2 separate regions of the Mus musculus genome follow, and region 2 is linked to region 1. Evidence: chromatin loops called from intact Hi-C (ENCODE). Cell type or tissue: left cerebral cortex. All regions are shown on one strand. Links, peaks and the distances in the headings refer to the core of each region. The heading gives the core; the rest is flanking DNA. Region 1 has its middle 83 kb from the start of Gm39311. Region 2 has its middle 150 kb from the start of Npsr1.

What was found. Hi-C counts contacts between places; a loop is a spot of excess contacts. Peaks named below come from ENCODE experiments on the same cell type or tissue, not always from the same donor. Only the 100,000 strongest peaks of a DNase experiment are listed, where the experiment ranks them.
Region 2: a loop joins it to region 1, with 18 times the contacts of the local background. A loop is called at or near these places in 2 of 42 quality-filtered maps.

Annotation. Positions count from the first base shown.
Region 1 is chr9:23,496,597-23,499,415 of GRCm38, reverse strand. No RefSeq gene overlaps it. Among named protein-coding and RNA genes, the nearest start is that of Gm39311, 83 kb to the left of the region's middle. In left cerebral cortex, for the core only: no CTCF peak of the experiment used is centred there; DNase peaks (open chromatin) are centred at 1,561 and 2,556; H3K27ac peaks cover 2,117 bases.
Region 2 is chr9:23,949,827-23,952,645 of GRCm38, reverse strand. No RefSeq gene overlaps it. Among named protein-coding and RNA genes, the nearest start is that of Npsr1, 150 kb to the left of the region's middle. In left cerebral cortex, for the core only: no CTCF peak of the experiment used is centred there; a DNase peak (open chromatin) is centred at 961; H3K27ac peaks cover 1,966 bases.

The DNA.
Region 1 (2,819 bases), core at 59-2,558:
ATGTCTTCATTTTCGTCTCTAAATTTGTGAGTTTGAATCTCTTCATATTAGTCAGTTAGGCTATGGGTTCACGAACTTTTCTTTTTTTTTTTTTTTTTCATAAACTAACATTGTTTCTTTGATTTTTGCATTTTCCTGTTGTTCTTCACTGAAATAGTGTTTGGGGGATTTCACATGCAAAAGGCTCCAGGTAGTCAAACCAATTCTGAGCAAAAAGAACCTGGAGATATCACCATAGCTGGTTTCAAATTATACTACAGAGTCATAGTAATAAAAATAGCAGGGTACTGGTATAAATACCTTTCCAGACTTTCTAACAGGCCAATCTGACAGTGGCATTTTCTCAATTGAGATTCTGTTTTCCTAAATGACCTTAGCTTGTGTCAAATAGTACACATGGCCATATGAATTAAATTAGAGCAAAATTCAGCCCAGATTTATTAAAATTTTTAATCTAAGACCAGAAACTTTGAAACTGATAGAGCAAAAGTTCTCAACTTGTGGCTACACATCTCATACTGAATCTCTCAGCTAGAAAACAACTCAGAAGGCCTTAGGATGGTTGCTATACCATAAGATATCCACTCTTCTTCTCTGATTGGAAAGGGCAGGGAAGAAGGCAGAGTCGAGTCTTGATGCTTGGGGAAGGGAGCATTTGTCCTGTCCAGCAGCAGCATTTCCATATCCCATGGTATAATACTTCCATGTGGTTATAAGATTTACCAGTTAGCTACCTCAGGCCCTCTTGTGACATTCTGCATTCTCTTATCTTCTTTTAAAATCTAGTTTGAAAAAAAATACTCTTTTTTTGGAACAATTACAGATTTTTGTGAGCTTTTAAAATTGTTACCAAATAATTTTGTCTACCTGGGCTGCTTGTCCCACGAAGCAATCAGGAGGCTTGAACTCAGGGGACTGTCTATTTCTCGTTGTCTCATATGGCTGGGACCTCAAGGTGGCTGGAAGAATGGCCTGACTCAGATGGACTTGATTCCCAGCTTTGCTATCACAGGTCACAGGTGCTTCCAGCTTACCCCACCAAACTAGCCTACATTTCGCTTATCTGGAAGGTATAAGAACAAACATTCGGGTGAGAATGATCAGGGCCCGGAGAAGGCTAATATTCTGTATGACCTTTCTAGGTCACAAATTTTGAGGAGAAAAAGGTTCTTTGGCAAATAAAAAAGAATGTTATGTTCTCCTACCTGGCATTTTAAACCTATACCAATAGAAACAAACTCCTGATAACTCTGCAATCCTCTGTCACAGAGTATTCCTAGGACATGCAAGAAGAAAGCTATAACATGCCAGATTCTGAGCCATGCCCTCTCCAAATCCCATAGACTTACCCCCTGAGTTCGCATGAAGATTTTTATCCTTCTATGATCTTTATATACATTTAAATATGTTTCTGTTTTAAAGAGCCTCAGACCTGTGGGAGCTTGTTCTAAAAGAAGTGGATGATAAACGCCTCCATATTTTCTATATATAAATGTCAGCAAAGCTTTAAAAAAACCAGGCACACAGCCTGCCAGGATTCATCTCTTGGAAATGACAACAGAGGCTGCCTCTGACTTCAAAGCATCTAATTTGTAAGTTGTTCCACCGCTTTTGCAAAGGGCAAGCAGGGGGATGGGTGCTGGAAGGAGTTATCCAATCTCATTAGCATTTTCACAGTGATTTAATGAGGATGGATTCTCTTCATTTTACAGCCCATGAAACCGAGGTTCAGAAAGATTAAGCAACTTTTTCAAGGTCATATTAGGTGTTAATAATGAACTTGGAGCATAAAGCTGCTTCTCTGTGACTGCCAGTCTTGGGCTCTTAGCTTAAGCTGCTGGAGGCTGGTGGAGTTAGCCAGAAGTAGACAGGAGTGCAGGTAGAAACCATCAAACCCAAACGGAAAAATAAAAATGCATCAGTTGGGTTTCCCATCTAGAAAAGGGAAAAGCAGGGCTGAACAATAACAACAGAAGCAAAGAACACGTGGCATCATCATGTAGAGTCTTCCTCTCCCCCCCTACTTGGATACCTTTCTCCCTTCATTTGTATGGTTTGGAGTTATTTAAAGTCTATCCTCCACCCCAGGTATAGGAAACACACTGTGAAACCTAATATTAACTGTCAATTTGACGGGATTTAGAATTACCTAGGAGACATGGATATGATGAGAGTGTTTCTAGACCGAGGTAAGAAAACCCAGACAAACTGTGTGCAGTACCATCCCATGGGCTAAGATCTATGACTGCATTAAAAAGCAGAAAGCAGTTGTGGGATTTTGCCTAAGCAAAGTCCAAGGGTCTCAGAAAAATGTGCTGTGCAGCCTAAGGGATCAATACCTCGGCCTCCCTCCTTCCTATTCACACACAACACAGAGGCCTACTGGTAGAAGACCATTCTCTCTGAGATAGTGTGTCTTTGTCTGGTTTCCCAGTATGCAAATTACAAACTCTATAACAGAGAGATAGGTTGTAACAAGGAATTGTGAGTCTACTTCTTTTTGGGCGGGCGGGATAAAGAAGAAACTGAGTGTAGCACAAGTATTCATCTCTCTCTGCTTCTTGACTGCAGCTCTAATATGACCATCTGCCTCTTATTCTTGCAGCCATTGCTTCTACATCCTCAAACAGTGAATCAAAATAACCCTTTTTCTTAAATTCCCTTTGTCAGATATTTTGTCAAAGGAATGAGGAAAGTAAGTAAGACACGCATTAAGAGCCATTCTTGGAATGAACAGCAAGGAACAGCAGGCCTTCAGGGTTTCCTCATGGTTTACTTCATCTGGTTGCCTCTGTATCCCTTTGATTCACAGACACTGA
Region 2 (2,819 bases), core at 9-2,508, 450 kb before region 1:
GCCAGGCATCGCTGTACATGTCTTTAAGTCAAGTCAGTTGGGTGGCTGAGGCAAGAACATTGCAAGCTCAAGGCCAACCTGAGAACATTGTCAGCCCTATTACAAAATTCTTAAAAGAGCTGGAGACAATTGTGAAACATACTTCAGAAATTCTTGCTTTTCTTTAAGCATGATCTTTTAAGAGTTGATTTATTTTCTTTTCTACAATGGCCACAGCAATAGTTTCTAAACCACATGCTTTTCTATAATAGGAACTTGTTATTTTACCTATGAGGTGGCATCCAATTTATTTTTTCCTTTTTGCTGTTTAAAATTATTTCGTTTATTTTTACTTAATATATGCAATGTTGAGTATCATCTTCAAATAAAATTTATTTTTAAGCCGGGCAGTGGTGGCGCATGCCTTTAATCCCAGCACTTGGGAGGCAGAGACAGGCAGATTTCTGAGTTCGAGGCCAGCCTGGTCTACAGAGTGAGTTCCAGGACAGCCAAGGCTATACAGAGAAACCCTGTCTCAAAAAATTATTTTTATTGTTTTTTTAGCCACTTTTTCTCCCCAGCCCCTTGGCTCTGGAATTCTTCTACCCACTCCCATTAACTTATGTCTTGGGTATCCTATTGCCTTCCTTCATTTCTCTAGCACAAAAGATAACAAGGATGAAGAGAGAAAGGCACCATTCATTATACACTGCCATGGGGATATGACTAGTACAGATATTATGGAAACAAGGATAAAATTCTCAGAATTTAAACATATGATCTGGGGGAAAAGGCTTGCTGGATAAATTGCTTGATGCACAAGCATGAGGCTATCTCGCACCAAGTACAGGGTGGGCATAGCTATGTGTTTCTGTCATTCACAGCACTAGGAGGATCTTAGTGTCTCACTGGCCAGCTGGTCTAACCAATCAGTAAACTCCAACTTCATTGAAAGAGATTACCTCAAAATAGCTAGCTAGCTAGCTTGATGATAGATAGATAGAGGCAGAGGGAGATAGAAAAGAAAACTCCATCCATTTACATCTTACTTCCAGAGGTGAACGTGCACTGAAAAGCACATGCATATCCATATATTTTCACACATCCATAAAACATACTCACACATCCTACATACTTCTCTAAAATTGAAAATAGAACTATTACACAACTTAGCTCTATCATTCCTATGCATATAATCAAAGGATTCTCTATCCTACCATGTATATTTAGTTATACAACTACTGTTGGTTTCTGCATTATTTATAACAGCAAGGAAATAAAGCTAACCCATATGTCCATCAAGAAATAAATGGATACCGAGAACAGAAAAATGTATGTGTATACTTTTGGGGTATATTATTCTTGTGGTTGTTTAAAAACACTCCAGCCTTACCTGGCTGTGATGCCTGTGCACAACAACAATGGCTAGCATGATGAGATATTCCTAAGAATGCAATAATGCTACACATATCTTGACAGTAGCCAACAGCTTTCGAATTGTACTAATAGGGATGCTCAAAAGGAAGGAAATTATGCCTAGTGTGAGGCCATACATCTTAGATGAGAGCCTACTAGTATTGCTATATTAAATCATCATAATTCCTAACTACCATCCAAATACATATCCTTATGCCCACAGATAAATTTAGCTCCTATGCCCTTACGAAAACTCTTCTCTTGACAATGGAAGGATCCTATTACAGAAAACCACAACTGGTAAAAATGCAGATAACAGCTGATTACAGAGTGTCCATCCCCATTAATTACAACCCTTGCACCTAAGGCTCAGGAAACATCATAGAAGTGGGGGTGTTAAGATTGTATGGAGCAGAAGCTCAGAATGTGCGCTACAAGATTGTGTTTCCTAAAAATGACAGGAATGCTTCAGTTATGATACATATGGAAGGGGGGTTATGTCATGGGGCCCCACCCTTAGGTAAAGAACTACAAGAAGTTAAGGAGTGCTGAAAAGAGAAGTAGTTGTCTCCCAGTATGAGCTCTTAACTGGTTGTACAATACTAAGTGGTCAGCTCTGAAATTCTCTCTCTCTCTCTCTCTCTTTCTCTCTCTCTCTCTTTCTCTTTCTCTCTCTCTCTCACACACACACACACACATACACACACACACGTGTATATATATATACACACACATATACATATATACATATATATGCAACACTAAATATGCCTGTGAAGTTGTACTCATGTACTCATGCAAAATAATCTCTCAACAATATTTAAAAAGATCTTAAATTTGAGAAAGGATGAAGGTGTTGGCAAGTTGGAGGAAAGTGAAAGAAACAGTATAGCTATATTTACCCACATAAACAATATAACTTAATTTAACAATATAAACAATTTACATTTTAACCAACAATTGCAATTCATTTGCAACAATTGAAAACAAAGGTATAAAAATAAAGGACACCAATTTATCACAGAATGGAGAAATAGAAGACTTTTGTTTCTTTTTCTTCTGATCCAGGCAACTTATCAGGTTCTGTTTGGTCAGTTATGAGAGATTCCTAAAGATAAAATGTGGTGAAACTGGAAGACATCACACTTCTGTGAAATGGAAATGATACTGAGAGTAAAACTCTAGTTTTAGTTCTGATTTAAACTTGTTTGGATCTGAGCATGTGGGCTCATCCTGCAGCTCAAAACATTAACTTAAAAATGTGCTTGTTGTGTGCACACGATCACCTTTATGTACTGTGATGTTCACTCTGGGACATGGAGCTGTTCTTATGGAAATTTGGGATTTCTTTTGGATGTCTCGGAATAATTTAGAAATGGACTCAGGAGGAAGCTTACTAACAACATTATCACGTCAAATGAACA